Linked DNA regions of Homo sapiens: region 2 is linked to region 1. The links are chromatin loops, found by intact Hi-C in ENCODE. Cell type or tissue: A673. All regions are shown on one strand.

Region 1 (8,000 bases):
AAAAATTGTCTTAAGGATCTGGACACATAACCTGAGGCCCAGAGAGATGTAGTATCCTGGTCACGTTCTCTAAGTAGAGAGCCCACTGTGACCTATGGAACCCAGGTCTGATTTTAAAGTTTGAGTGCTTCCATTCTGCCAGGATTTCTCTCCATGAGGTAAAGAGCTGGGTCCTATCTGAATAGGCAGGTGTGCATGAGCCCCTATCTACAAGTGTGAATGTGTGTGTTCCCATTGTTCATGTTGTAATGTATGTGCATGAAAAGACAATATTTCCAACCAATACAGGCATGTTTTGAGACAGTAGAACATGGTTCTGAGAAGCCTGAGTACAAAGTAAGGGCTTACTCACCGAACAGGTTATTGGTTTTACCTTCCTTTTGAGACCATCCTGCCAAGCAACTATCATGCCAATGGCAGCACTGTGGTCACATAAGAAGGTCTAATGATACTAAACTTTCCAATTTTACAACTGAATCCAATTTACCCATTCTATTCTTACCCAGGAACATTGTGGTTATAATATGGGTTCCAATTTTCTCCAGAAACAAAAGAATCTGATTATATGTTCACAAGAATCCAGTCTCCATAATGGTCAGTGTCATTTCATTCAATAAATTAGCCTTTTCATTTTGCATCAATTTATTCATTCATTCACATGTTCAAAAATTATTTATTGGTCTTGGCCTACAGAGGACAGCCAAAAAATTATTTACTGGGAGACATCCAGTTTCTCTCAGGATAATGCTGCTTGAATACAAATGTTTCTACTTTACTTACCAAACCCATACAGAGCATTTAGAAAAGAGAGAGAAAGAGAGAGAGAAAAATTACAATCTATGCCTATAGCATTACAAGGAAAGAAAACATATTACAACCTTCAATTTATGTACAATTACCTGAGAAGCCCATGCCAGGGTGAATAGTCAAACATATTACACAGAAAAGAAGTAGATGCAACTGGGAAAAACTAACATCATCATCATCATCATCTCTGTCTCTTTCTCTCTCTGTCTCTGTAATCACTCTGGAGAAGCCAGCTGCCATGTTCTGAGGACACTCAAGCAACCCTATGAAGAAGCCTACATGAAGAGGAACTGAGATCTCCAGCTAACATCCAGAGAACAGAGGTCTCCTGCCAACAGCTTGGAAGAGAATCCCTCAGCCATAGTCAACCCTTTAAGTGACTGCAGCCCTGGCTGACATCTCATTGCCACCTCATGAGAGGCCCTGAGCCAAAATCTCCCCCTTAAACTGCTTTCCAAGTTCCTTTCCCACAGGAACTGTGGTATAATAATTGTTTCTTGCTTTAAGGCACCCGATTCAGGATGATCTATTATACAGCAATAGATGGTAACTAATGTAGGGCGGGTCAAATGGAAAGGATTTGGATGTGCCTACGACCACAAGTATTAGTCTTGCAAGAGTAATGCTTTCTGGAAGAGATGAGCTATCTTAATAGGGAAAGTCTTCCCTTGGAGGCTTGGCAGTGAAGGGAAAGAACAAAGCAAGTTTATAAATTAAGGGTCTAAAAGAAACATGAAAATTACAGAATCGAAACACACAGCCCTCTTCTATTTCACAAACACTACATTTAACAACCTGCGTTTCACTGTGCCAACCAAAAAGTACATTCTTGAACTAAGAAACCTGATAAACCACCTAAATCCCAGACTCCCAACACAGAAACTCATGCTATTATTCACCCAGGAAAATTTAGGACATTTAAAAACAAACAGAAAATGGCAAGCAATAACAATATAAAGCTACTGTAAGAAGAAAACAGAATATGAACATCAAAACTCCTCAGCTAATTAAAATTATGTCACCTGCATGTGAAATCATAAAATGGAAAACTTGTAAAACAGTACTCTGATATAAATTAAATATCTTTAAACGAACACTTGTAAATATGAAAGACCTTAAATTAGACAAAAATTCAGACTAGAAATGGGCCAAAATAGGAAGATGTGATATGAGTGTTGACAAATCCTAGGAAGTAAATTGAAGAAAAATTCAACATTATCTCAGAAATAAAGACTAACATGACAAGGCTGAACACAGTGGTCCACGCCTGTAATCCCAGTAGTTTGGGAGGCCAAGGTGGGTGGATCACTTGAGGTCAGGAGTTCGAGACCAGCCTGGCCAACATGGCAAAACCCCATCTCCACTAAAAATACAAAAAACTAGCCAGGCGTGATGGCGGTTGCCAGTAGTTCCAGCTACTTGGGAGGCTGAGGCACAAGAATTGCTTGAAGGGAGGCAGAGGTTTCAGTGAGCCAAGATCGCGCCACCGCACTCCAGCCTGGGTGACAGAGCCAGACCTTGTCTCCAAAAGGGGAAAAAAAAGACAAAATGACAAGTAACCTAGGTAGTGAAGTATCAACTAAAATAGAAAAGACATTAAGGAGAGGAATGAAGCAGACGAGAAAAAGAAAGAGTGATAAAGTGATACAGAAGATAGGCAGAAGATCCAAGAAAAACAATGAAACAAACTAATGTTTAAAACTAACTATTTAAAACTATAATCAAAGAAAACTTTCCAGAAATAGAAAATCTCAATCTATTTATTGAAAGGGGTCAATATTCCTGGAGAATCAAGGTTGGGACACATCCTAGAGAACAGACTGACAGGCTTTAATGCTATAGAAATAAAAAAATTGGTTATTCCAGAATAAAAAGACCACATTTCTCTCTCTCTCTCTCTTTCTTTCTTTCTTTCTCTCTTTCTTTCTCTCTTTCTCTCTCTTTCTTCCCTTCCCTTCCCTCCCCTCCCCTTCCCTTCCCTTTCTTTCCTTTCTTTTCTTTTCTTTCCCCTCCCTCCCTCCCTCCCTTTTCTTTCTTTTCCTTCCTTCCTTCCTTCCTTCCTTCCTTCCTTCCTTCCTTCCTTCCTTCCTTCCTTCCTTTCTTTTCTTTCTTTCTTTCTCTCTCTCTCTCTGTCCTTCCTTCCTTCCTTCCTTCCTTTCTTCCTTCCTTCCTACTGTGTTACCCAGGCTGGTTTCAAATTTCTGAGCTCTAGTGATCTTCCTGCCCCAGCTCCCAAAGTGCTAGGATTATAAGCAGGAGCCACCACGCTGTGCCAAAAAGACCACATTTCTTATGAAACATAAGATCAGTAGGATCTTGACAGTAATAAGCAAAATAAATAATAGTGGTACAAGAAATTTCAGTAAATTCAAGGAAAAGATATATGACTCACAATTTTACATCCAGCCAAATGTCTTTCAAGTATTGAAACTGTAGGAAAGCAAATTTAAACATTCAAAGACTTGAGGGATATTATACTCCAGACCCTTTCTTGAAGGGTGGACCAAAGGAAGACCTTCATCCAATGGGGATATGGCAAGAAAAACCTGAACAGAAGGAGTAAAGTAAACATTGGCTAGACATTTTTTTAAGATCTAGCAATACAACAAAGCTGAAGACAAGGGAGGAACAAGAGTACATAAGGTTATGTGACCTGATCTAGTAGAAATAAACATAAAAAAGAAGAAAGAGGAAAATTGAATAAATGTATTGGTTGCTGAATAGATAACATGTGGGAGCCAAAGGATAATATTTAAATTTCATAAATCAAATAGTAGAGTACATAAGATGAAAATATAATGATAATGATGATAATAATGATAATACTAATAATAAAGTGTTTATTTCTACCAACTATTAGATAACATCAATAACAGTTTATTGTTTTTGTTATTATCATTACTTTATTTAGCCACATAGTATTTTGAAATAATAATAATTGGGTGCCTTTAAATAGGGCATATACTGTCCAATTCCCACTGGGTCTGCACTCCTATAATGTCACTTATTCACATTCCCTGCCGAGTCCCAGAAGGCATTTTAGTTGAGGCCATGGGGATACTTTATACATAGCGAACAAAATACATGTAGATTTTGATTCAAGAAGCTGACACATCTATCTATATCTGATTAGCATTCATGATCCTGATAAAATTTGAGGCACTGAGAAAGTGAGTTCCTACATATGAAAGCCTGAGGTTTGGAGGAAGGATTTTGAAGAATTTACTAAGATGAACAGAATACTACTTCATTCAGTCAACCTTCCTTGGCAACACCATATATATAGATATCCGTATTTCCAATGGTGCCTTTAAGCTTATTTGATTATGGTGGATTGAGATATAATATTATCTTCATTTATAGAATGAGGTAATTTTATTACTTATCATGAAACCTGGAAAAAAATGTTTTTGTAGTGTGATGCCAAAAGAGAGTAACAAAATCTTCATAAATAATTTTTCTAAACAAGCAATTATAGATGACCTACCTACTATGTAAAGTAGGATGTTGTGAGAAATTCTATATATTCAGATGAGGACACAGCCAATAATTATGCCAAATTCTAAAATAATAGGTTAAATACACATACATCAACTAAAGGATGTGCTCTGATGAGGGGGTAATAATTCTTAACATGTGCTGCAAATAAGTTGAATGAGCTTAGATAATTTATTAAAATAAATCTTGAAGGTCAAGGTACCAGATTCCTGCTGTATCCCTCTTACCTCCATCCCCTCAGCTTCATCTCTGATGTCCACTGTGGCTTTTGCCTAGTTCCATATGAAATTTAACTCATCTTGCTCTCCTAGCAGCTCACTCTTAAGTGTGTATAGCACATCTTTTGCTTTTCGGCTGAGGGTTTCTCTTTTTGGCATACGTAGAAGTACAGAGGAGTTAGTACACCCTAGGGCAACCTTCAGTGGGTACTGGAGTTGATAAATGTTTCTTTTTCGAGATGATCTGGTGGGAAATTCTGAAAGTTGTTTTGGAAGCTCCTCAGAAGGTCTGTTTAGATGAAGTTGCCCATGTTGTTTGCCAACTCAATAGCACACTCCTTTTTTCTCCTTCTTTTACACGTTCTCTGGCCCTGTTTCTAGGAATCAACTCCAAATATAACTACCTGCACACCAGACCTTGTTACTAGGTTTTAGGAGATTCAGGTGAGGCCAGTCATCTAGCAAAATGTAAAGAGTCTAGCGATTATGGAAACCAGTATTAAAACTTCTCAAAAAAACAAAATAGAATTACCATATGATCCAGCAATCTCACTGTTGGGTATATATCCAAAAGAAAGGAAATTGTATATTGAAGAGAGATCTGCATTCTCATGTTTATTGCAGCACAATTCACAATAGCCAACATATGGAATCAACCTAAGTGTCCATCAACAAATGAACAAATAAAGAAAATGTGTCATATATACACAACAAAATATTATTCAGCCATAAAAAGAATTGAATCTTGTCATTCTCAGCAACATAGATAGAACTAGAGGTCATTAAGTTTAATAAGCCAGGTATACAAAGACAGATATCTCATATTCTCCCTCAGGTGTGGGGCCTAAAAAAGTGGATCTCATGGACATAGAAAGTAGAACGGTGGTTACCAGAGGCTGGAAAGGGAAGGGAGAAGGGAGGAGAAAGACAAGTTAGTGAATGGGGATGAAAATACTATTAGACAGAAGGAATAAGTTCTAGTATTTGATAGTAAAGTAGGAAAATTATAGTTAACCATAATTTGTTATATATTTCAAAATAGCTAGAAGGAATGTAATGTTCCCACATAAAGATAAATGTTTGCAGTGATGGATATCCCAGTTACCTTGATTAGATCATTACATACATGATTATTGTATATACGCATGAAAATATCACATGTACCCCCAAAATATGTACAACTACTATATATCAACTGAAAAAAAATATTTTTAGGTCCCATCCTCCCTCATAAGTGGGAGAGAAGAACTTCCTTTGCTTTGTTGATAATTCTATCCCAAATGCCTTAGGCTACTTCTTGATGCATTCTTAATGATCTACCTGTAATAAGCAGCCTTGGGTCTCTGATTCTCAACATGTGCAATTCTCCCTTTTGAGTACAGTGATTCTTACATGAGCATGCATTACAAAATTATTTGTGGAGCTTTATGAAAATTCATCATCCTGGACTTCATCCTAAAACTATAGTGTTAGAATTTCCTAAGGTTCTTCTGATATTCAGCCATGATTTATAATCATTGGTCTAGAGAGCCCAATCTACTCTTTGTCCACCACCATCATTTATCCATTTAATTATAATTTATTAACCTTCAACTATGTATCAGGCACTGTGCTAGGAACTGGGGATAAGATAATAACTAGAACTAGGTCCATTTGGGCATCCTAAGCTTATCTTGGTGTATAGCCATGCCACCCTGAATGCACCTGATCTCGTCTGAACTTATCTTGGATGTCACTGCCTCTATAAACCCTTTACCAGACACTTTTACTACCATGAGCTTTAACTTTCCATTCCCTCTGCCCATAATTAGAGGTCTCATTCTTAATTCTTCTCCAATAACTATGATTCACCTTGCTACAAAATTTGCTGCATTGCTCTGAAATGATTTACAATTCTGTTTATTCCACTCTGAGCTCTCCAAGTAGAGCAATTGTATTCATTATTATGACATTTTTGGTAATGTTAAAAGGAAAAAAGGGAGGGATAGAGAAAAAGAAGGAAGGGAAATAGTAAGGAAAGCACATTTACTATTGTGAATGTCCATGACATCATCCTTAAACTTGGCCCTTTGCAGAATGCTTTAATTCAGATAGAAAGTAAACAAAAATAAATATTATGTGTTTGCAAGTTGGGCTCTCTCATATTTAATTCTCTCAACAGTCTTGTCTTAGACATATTATCATTTCCATTTTGAAGATAAGTAACCAGATATTCTAAAAGATAAAGTGTCTTCCTCAAGGTGTCACTTATTTCTTAGTAAATGGAGGATCTGGGGTTTGAACCCAAAGCTCCCAGTGAGAAAAAGGCCCAGAGTTTTTACTGGCCTTGCATATATAGACTGCTGCAGTGTATGAGTATGTCTGTTTGTAGACTCTTCCCTCCACTGTAACTTCTCACAGGCAGAAATAACATTTGTTTCATCATTTCCAGTATAAGAGTCAGTGTTTAACAAAGTTACCATCAGGAGAGGAATAAATTCTTCAAGGGACTGTTCATCTGTTTCTTTTGATTTTTGGCATTAAAGATCTCGGTAGTCCTGCTAGAAATTTTCCATCAAGGTTATTCTCCAAGTTCTTGTGGATGACTTTGAAATTTAAATTTTCCCATCATCTTCCAGAATGAAGGCTGAGGTTAAAAAGGCATATTTCATTTTTCCTCCTTTTCCCCATGGCCTTCAGTGTCTTTTTTTCTCACCATTATCCTTTCCCTCATCTGTGATATATCTGAAAAATGTTTTACTTATATCTTCAGCTGGCTCTCCTCTTCCCATTTCTCTGTTCTTTAAGCTTCTGAAGCTGCATCTTCCCTGTGGAACTCATGCCAAATATAATTATCCTGCACTGTTTAGGAAAGGCTTAGATTTGTTTCATAGGTTGTTTCTTTAGCCTTAATAAGTACAGACACTTATTAGCTGGCCACAATTTCATTCTTCCCTCTGTGGGTTGCATTTCTTTGCTCATTAATGTGTAAATCATAGATTTCCCTAATTACACACTGTTGCCTTCTCATTTCGTCTCAGAGCTTGAAAATTAGTACGGGGCGGGGTCGGACCCTGATAGAAATGTCTAGAATGGTTTCTTCATACACATTTGGGGATGCTACAGGGACAGAGTAAATTTAGCTTTAATGTGTGTGTTTGTATGTGTGGTTGGCTGCACTGAATGTTCAGTTTGTCTGATTCTGAGGTTAAGAACACAACAGCTAGTGTTTAAGGAAAACATGTTTCAAGAACCTCAGCCTTGCAAAGTCAAAACTATAAATTCAAATGAATTAATTAAATGTTCAGTAAACACTAAAGTACTTTTGCCATTTATCTCATGTCTCCTAATGATTTAACTCTGAAATTAACAATCTTTGTGTTTCTGGTAAAAAAGCTGGAAATGTTTTTTACTTGATGATAAATTTATTTATTTGAATCTACTACAGTAATGATTTGAACTAGTTTGTATATGGAGAAATATACAAAGCTGATTATA
Region 2 (8,000 bases), 700 kb before region 1:
TTCAACCTTTCTTTGATAAAGACATAAGTGACAAGAAAGCACAAGGAGACTGCACAATGCTGGAAATAAGCTCATGAATTTTAAGTACATGGCCTTTTCATGGGTCCAAGAAAAAGTAACTTTTTTTACTTTTAAAATGTTTTTGTATTCTAACAACTTATGCAACAGATAGAAATTTCTAGAATATAATAAAAACTCATCCCTGCCCACAATAAATTTTAGTGGAAAACTTCCCTCCAAAAAATCTGCCAAGATTATCAATGACTGTGTTACTTTGTAAAGGAAAAATGTAAGTTGACTTTATCAACGTTTGAAAAAATCCTGGAACTTAAATGGAAGATTAATGGCATACATGAGTTGCAATATTTAATTTCTGAAACTTCAAACTTGCAGCCTGTCTCATAAATATTTAAATCCAGTTTAGACACTTCGGGGAGAAAATAAATTATTTCATGTTTTTCATAGCACTTGCAAATGTTCATGTCTCAAGAGATAATAATGAAATAATGTAATAAAAGTCCAAGCGGGAGTGTAAATTGATTAAATACAAATTTATTTTAAGAAATAAATAATATTAGTTCCTATTAGTGAGTGCCTAGTATGCCAAGCACTATGCTTATTGTGTTCTCATTATTTCATTTAGTCCACATAAGGACCCTGCAAAGGATTATCGGCTCTGAATGGAAGAGAAATATGATTCCCAGAGGAGTTAAATATTGGCCCAAAGTCACAGAGAATCTCAGGAATTAGGTCACAAGTCAGTCTAAGCTAGTCTGTTGGTCTGTGTATGGTCGGTCTAATCCATAAAGTTTATCATCTGAACTGGGACACTTATGGCCATGAAAAGGGGTGTTATTGATAATTACAGGAAAACATGTATAAAATGGGTGTCTCCTGAGCAAACTAGATATTTGATCACACTAGTGTGAACAGAGCTTGTTTATTTAATCATCAGGCAAAATAAACATTGAGAGCATGGAATTCAATAGGGCCACATTAAAATACTTGCTAGTTTTAAAAATGGATCCAAAATGTAAAAGGAAAACTGAAAAACAAACATAATGAAAGATTATGTTAATTTAGTCCATCACAATTCAACTGAAATCTTCTATGATTGCATATGAATTATATTTAATAAGTATGTTGGGTACATTTAAATATGTTCAATCTGATGTGTGGTAGAGCCCCCAAAATCTTTGAGCCATGCAGTTCCCATTATTCCACTCAGCCCACCAGGAAGAAAAGCTTCAAGTTCCACCATGTTCAAAATGCCTTCTTCCTTTGCACCCAAGAGTGCAAAGGCCCAGCTTCGAACAGAATTTATTGTCTGCTGGTGTTTATATACCCACCGCCATGACACAGTGTTCATCACTCACCAAAATTCCCTAGGACTGACCCTTTGTAGTCAACCCTTCCCCTCAGCCCAAGTCCTGGCAACCACTCATCTCTTCTCTAGCCATTTGATTTTGCCATTTCCAGAATGCCACATAAATGGAAACATATAGAAGGCAGCCTTTGAGTCTGGCTTCTTTCTGTTAGCATAATCTATTGGAGATTCTTCTATGTTGTGTTGGTAGTTTATTCCCTTTAATTGCTGAGTAGTATTCCATTGTATAGGTATACCACAGTTTTGTTTATCCATTCTGTACTTGAAGTACATTTGTGTTGCTTTGAATAAAGTTGCTGTAAACATTCACATTTCTTTTTTCATGAAGACTATACAGCCAAAACACCAATGTAAAGAAGAAGAAGAAAATAGAGTGAATGATTTCATTCGATTTGGCATTTTTAAGAAAAATGTTCTAAATTTTTCATTAACAAACAATTGCCGTAGAAGGTTAAATTGTATAGTGTGACCCCTTCTACACAATGCAATGGGAGATTTAGTTTTCTTTACTGCATGGATCAAGTAGCTTTCAAAAAGGGCAGCACCCTTGCTATTTTTCTATTCCAGAAGGAAAATGTGTAACTTGATGAAACAACAGAGAAATCAGATCATTTTACCTAAGACTAAATCAGGAAGAAAAACAACAACAACAAAGTAGAGAGATTTAGATGGTACCTGAACACAAACTAAGAAGGCTATTATTTTCCCCTCTTTACATTGTCAGGTGCTCTAAGAAACATGAAGGTGCTAAAGTACTTGTCTGTCAAGTACTGGTTTCTTCCTTAATGGGGAGCAAAATTGACTATATGATGAAAGATAATCAAAATTTCTGCAGTTTATGGCTATGGACAAAAGCAAGCTGTGTTGGGAGGGCAAATGTCTGGTATGTAAGATGTCTCATTTGGGAGAAGAGACAAATTACTCAGACATATTTGGAAATACAAAGAAAAGCTTCTATATTGTGGGTTAGCAATTTTTTTTATTTGGTGAAACTATCCGTTTAATACATTTTAAAGATGTAAAGCTAACCATTACCACAAAAATTTTTTTATATAAGACTAAAACAACCACTTTCTTTTTTGCACTATCATATGTTTGGACGATAAGGAAATGCTTTCTGTCAACAGCTGTTCATTTAGTAACAACCTGCCTGGCTAACATGGAGGTTACACACTAGAGGATATATATTTAGCTGAATCCAAAGCCCATTTCAGCTCTACATGTTGTGAGCTGCACGTGTAAAGGAAAATCCAGTTCATATTTACAGGCAGAATAATTCAGTTCATATTTATGGTCAGATATGTAGTTCAGAGATAAGAATATTCATTAGGTTTTAAGAAGTATTTGTATGAGACATATTGTTGAGCTCTTTCATCACCAGAAACAGATGAAATCCACTTTCCACTGAAGAATATACTTAAACAAAAATTGAAACTAAAAGGCAAACAGAGATGTAAATCGATGTGAGACTTTGTGATCTAACATGGTTCTGAAGACCTTAAATTCACTGGCAACCATAATGCTTTAGTTATGGAGATAAATACCAGAAAAATTAATAAAGCAAATAAAAGAATTTCATGCTTTCTCACATGTCTAACTTTTCACATCTGCAGAAGCTGGCATTCAAGACTCTCTAGGTTGGCTTTTCTCAGATGGTTAATCAGCCTTCAGCTTTTGAGGACTGTGGCTAATTTCTCCTGAGTACAGTGAGACAGGAAAAACTCTGCCTTCTAGATAGCCACTGCATTGGAGCACCCCCTCAGAAGGGGGAGGCACGGGGAAAGCCCATCAAAGTCTGAATTGTCTTGACATGTTAATACTTCTCTTGGACTGAAATCCTTCCACTTAAGCTCTCCCCTTGATGCTGTTCATGCCCTGAATTCTGGCCCCTGCCTTGATCCGTGGTGTATCTCCACCTGGCTTCAGAAAATCTAAGATGACCCCAAACTACAAAAAAAGAAAGAAAGAAGAGAAAGCAAGCAAGCAATCAAGAGAGGGAGAGAGGGAAGGAGGGAGGGAGGGAAGGAGGAAGGAAGGAAGGAAGGAAGGAAGGAAGGAAGGAAGGAAGGAAGGAAGGAGAAAAGGAAAAGAAAAGAAAAGAGATGACTTTACAGGGGAGGGAGGTATGTAAGTCTCAGTGATAGTTTTGGGTGCCAGATACAAAGTATGAACATTTCATGCCAATTTTTTCCATGAACTAGATTTCAATATCCCACTCAGCAGAACTCTCCTCAAGTTGACATAGAAAGTGGGACACATTGGGAACCCAGATTACGTGGGAGGAAAGTATAAAGCAAATTAGTTTTTGTGATTGTTCCAGAAAAACTATACTGGAAGAAAGCCACAGCAGCAATCCCAACCCATCTGTGTCACCAGTCTGCAATAAGAAATTTATGGAAATCCACAGTTTCCATTTAGAAACTTTTATAGCAACCTTAACAGATTAGCTTTACTATTGAACTTAAAAATAAACAAAATTGGGCTTGTATTTTTATTTCATTTTGCTAGTAATTGATTTTTATTGTATTTTACTAAAGTATTAGTTTATAATGCATTGAAAAAAATAAAACTGATCCTTCCCCACAGATAGTTTGAAAAACACTTTGTATTTTATTACTTTTTTTTAAGACAGAGTCTCACTCCATCACCCGGGTTGGAATGCAGTGGAGTGATCTTGGCTCACCACAACCCCTGCGTCCCGTGCCGCAGCCTCCCTAGTAGTTGGGATTACAAAGAAGCAGCACCTCACCCAGCTAATTTTTGTATTTTTAGTAGAGACAGATTTCACCATTTTGCTCAGGCTGGTCTCAAACTCCTGGCCTCAAGTGATCTGCCCGCCTTGGCGTCCCAAAGTACTGAGATTACAGGCGTGAGCAACCATGCCCGACCCTGAAAAACACTTTGTATTTTGAAAAACTGTTCTTGTTAACACTGAGTATATAACAAATTCTTAAAAAGAAATGTCATTTTATGGAAATTATCATTTTATTTTAATCAAAGGCAATAATGATGCCTGGTCAGAAGCTTTTTATCGAATTGCCCTGCTTGGTCAGAAAGAAAGTCATTTTATTTTATTTTTCCTTGGGTTTAAGCAACTTTTAAATATCAAATCCTATTTGGTGCTACAGCGATGTGCAACGAGACTCTATTTAAATGACTAAATCACTGATGGAACATAACTCAGGGGTAGGGAGAGACAAATTCCACAGAAATGTGTACATTAAGTCACCGTGTATCCAAATAGAAATGTCAGAATCTTCCTCCACTTAAGATGCAGGGACCAGTGCACTGAGGCACAAGAAAAGAATTTGATTTACAATTTGAAGAAAAAACAGCAGAAAAATAATTGAGAGCTGGAAAGCAATCTCACTCCTGCCAAATTGCTTTCCTCTATGCGCGCCCCATTTAGGGGTGGTATCTGGATACCTACATTTAGTTCATGCATATTTTCCTTCCCCTGTGACCATGCCATCCTGTCAGATTAGGACTGTCTCTGCTGTGATCAGCAAAAAGGAATATCCAAATTACCTAGCATTGGATTATGCCTGGAGCTTCATAAATAAAAAATGGTTGATTTTAAGTGCAAAGGTGATAAGCTGACTGTTAGTGAGAACGTGCTTGGTCCCTAAATTGCCAAAACATGAATTCCTTTCAAATAAGCTTTAATTTGAATTTATGGGAATCAGACAAGTGAGAGGACATTGCAAATTGTAAAGAACTGGTAAAATACTTGTTAAAAACAACAACTACTACTACCAGCAGAATAGTTTGTGATAAAGATTTGATGAATATCAGCTTTGATGTTATTACTTTCTTTCCCGCGAAGTATTCATAGACAAGGGAGACCTTCCTTTTTTACCTAGTAGTAACTGCCTGTAGGAATTAATCTTATAGTTCATAGACTCATAAATAAAAATGTGTTGTACTGTTAAACCCTTGCTTAGCTAGTTCTCTGAGTCATATATTTAGTTATGTCTTTATAATCTCAGAAAGTCAGTAACAAAATTTGTCCTAGAAGTTTGGTTTTTATTCCCTGCGTTTTGCCCATGGAAGTACAGTCATGCGCTTTACACAAGAGCAAGAATTTAAACATCCAAAGTATCTTTATATTAAAACATCTGAGGTGCCCTCTTCCTTTACCTTTCTTGTTCACGTTAGAAAGTATTTCTGGCTTCCTCACAAGAAATACAAACGTGACAGATTCATTTTGATAATTGCCTCATGTGAGCCTCAGATATATTATGTACTGGAATCAAAATTCTAATGCTCTCCAAAGATAAGGCATAAAATACCATTTTGGGAGAAAAAATGGAAGTATTGAAAAGTAAACAGGAATACACTATGCAAATTAGGCCTGAGCCAAGAGCATGCCTGTTTTACATTTAAAATTGGCTACAAGCCAGAGCCAGTTATACCCTGGGTACCTGGAGGACGAAGGAGAGGAACATGAAGAGAATTTTGATTTCAAAAACAAGAACCACAGAACCGCAAGCTGTAAGCTCTAAAACTGATAGTCTGTGGCCCTTCTAGCTAGACATTTGGTCCATGTAAACCAGGTCTTCCCAATCTTGATTCAGCACTGGCACTACTGTTGTCTTTTTCTCACAGTTTGCATTCAGAAAGCCACTTGTTCTTTGAATTAAAAACAAGTGTACTTTTATGATGAACCTAAGTCAAAGCGTGGTTCTCCATTGCCCTGTGGCCAGAGAGATTTTAAAAGCAGTACAATATGGTGGGTCAGAGGTTTAAATTATATGTGAGTGTGTATATTAACATGTGCATATATGCACAGGCACACACACACACACATGCTTATGCACGCAGACCCATTTATATCCACATATGCACGAGAAGCCCTCCTACCTAAGGTGAGGAGGATTAGTCAGGTAAAGCAAATAATTCTAGAAAATAATGTGATACATACATAATGTGAGCATTTTCCCATTTAATATTTGTATCTTTATATTTAAATTTTTAATGTTATATTTGTATATCAGTGTACATTTATGTTACCATCTTTTGATGGAAAGGTTTTTTCCACCTAGTGAAGATTTCCAAATGCTTTTTATAAACAAGTGAAACTTTTCTTAAGTAGAGGTCTGATGATGAGAGGGCCCTCCACTGTTCTTGCATAAACTACATTCTTCAGGAATCATCTGTCTTATGCAGCTCGGGTTTCTTCAGGTGAAGTAAGTACTCAGACACCTGTGTAGCGATCTCCGTGCAGAATCAGTCTGGATTCTCAAAAGCTTTTACAGTTCTCTTGCCTAGTGTGATCACAATGATGTTTAGCCATCCCCCTTTATCTCTTCTTTCCAAAGGACTCAACTTAGTTTTTACAAAAATCACTTTTTTTGGCACTCATCTATCTTTGTTTTACATATTTTTTTACTAGATTTTAGAATTACTACTTGCATACATGGATTTGGAAGAAAACTCAACCAATGCATACAAATTCATGGGTTTGAAGCAGATATGTATAAGCATAGTAGAGAGTTACTTCCTAGCTTCTGGCTTCCAGCATCAACTGGACATTTGCCACTCTTTTCAAGTGAATGCAGGCTGTTGTTTAGTTACATTTTTCTAATCTCTAGAAAGCTCAGAATAAAATGTGTCACATATATTTAGAAGTTTGTAGAACCTGATGGCCCATGCTTTTTTCACTAACTTGACCTCTAACATCACCTTTTCTACATTTTTTCTTTTACACTCATATATTTTCTTTTCATATCTTGTGATAATGTAAGAAACTTCCAGTTTTTTGCTAGAATGGCAATGTGATTTTCCTGAATAGGTGTTTGTTTTGTTATTGCAAGCACTGTGTAGTCCATGTTTTGCAAGACTTATATTCTAAAATTAGTACATGTGGAAAAAAAAGTGTTGAGTTAAAATTAACCTTGAACATCCTTTGAGAAGGCTCTGTGGTTAAGTTCAACACATAATATCTTCAGAGGTCTAAAACACCCAATTTTTTCATCAGCTTTGGAACAGATCAAGATTGTGTTGAGTGTCAGATGAAGTCATTTGACTTGCTGACAAAATGTGGGTATGTTCAAAAACTGGGCTGGTGTGGGATTATCACATTACGAGAGAGGGAGACTCGTGGGAACCCAGATTCATGCCCCTCACCTAAGGAGTTTAAAAGCACACTCTGCCTGGTGTTCTTTCTATATGTACTCCTCCCTTCTGGAGGAGTAAGTCTCATCTTCCTGAGAAGGCAAGGATAGAAACTCATTATATTCCCTTTCCACATATTCACATAGGACACACTCAAAAAGTTTTCAGAGTTAAAATAAAATTCAAGTGGAAAAACTTTGCTTGTATTTCCAAGACAGTAAAAATGCATTCTTAATATTTTAACTCAGTGTATCAAAAATGAACTTCACTATTTTAAAAGTTTACAACCTAGCTCTTTGGTGGCCATACTACTGATTAGAAAATGGACTGATTTTCCCATGTGGTTCTTAAATTAGACTAGTTTCTTCAAACATTAAACTTTTAGAAAAATCTGTGTATCTGGATTATCAGGGCCTGTACTTCTCATGTCAGCTATAGATCTTTAAAATATGTGCTTCCTAATTTTATTACCACATTTACATCTCTTAATAAGAGA

What was found. Hi-C counts contacts between places; a loop is a spot of excess contacts. Peaks named below come from ENCODE experiments on the same cell type or tissue, not always from the same donor. Only the 100,000 strongest peaks of a DNase experiment are listed, where the experiment ranks them.
Region 2: it touches region 1 in a loop (10-fold over the local background); 22 of 110 quality-filtered maps call a loop at or near these places.

Annotation. Positions count from the first base shown.
Region 1 is chr3:30,029,496-30,037,495 of GRCh38, reverse strand. No RefSeq gene overlaps it. Among named protein-coding and RNA genes, the nearest start is that of RBMS3-AS1, 99 kb to the right of the region's middle. In A673, no CTCF peak of the experiment used is centred here; DNase peaks (open chromatin) are centred at 1,315 and 3,045; H3K27ac peaks cover 6,604 bases.
Region 2 is chr3:30,729,052-30,737,051 of GRCh38, reverse strand. The region is part of intron 14 of GADL1 (glutamate decarboxylase like 1); the gene reads left to right. Among named protein-coding and RNA genes, the nearest start is that of TGFBR2, 130 kb to the right of the region's middle. In A673, no CTCF peak of the experiment used is centred here; DNase peaks (open chromatin) are centred at 3,171, 3,671 and 4,061; H3K4me3 peaks cover 1,066 bases; H3K27ac peaks cover 6,025 bases.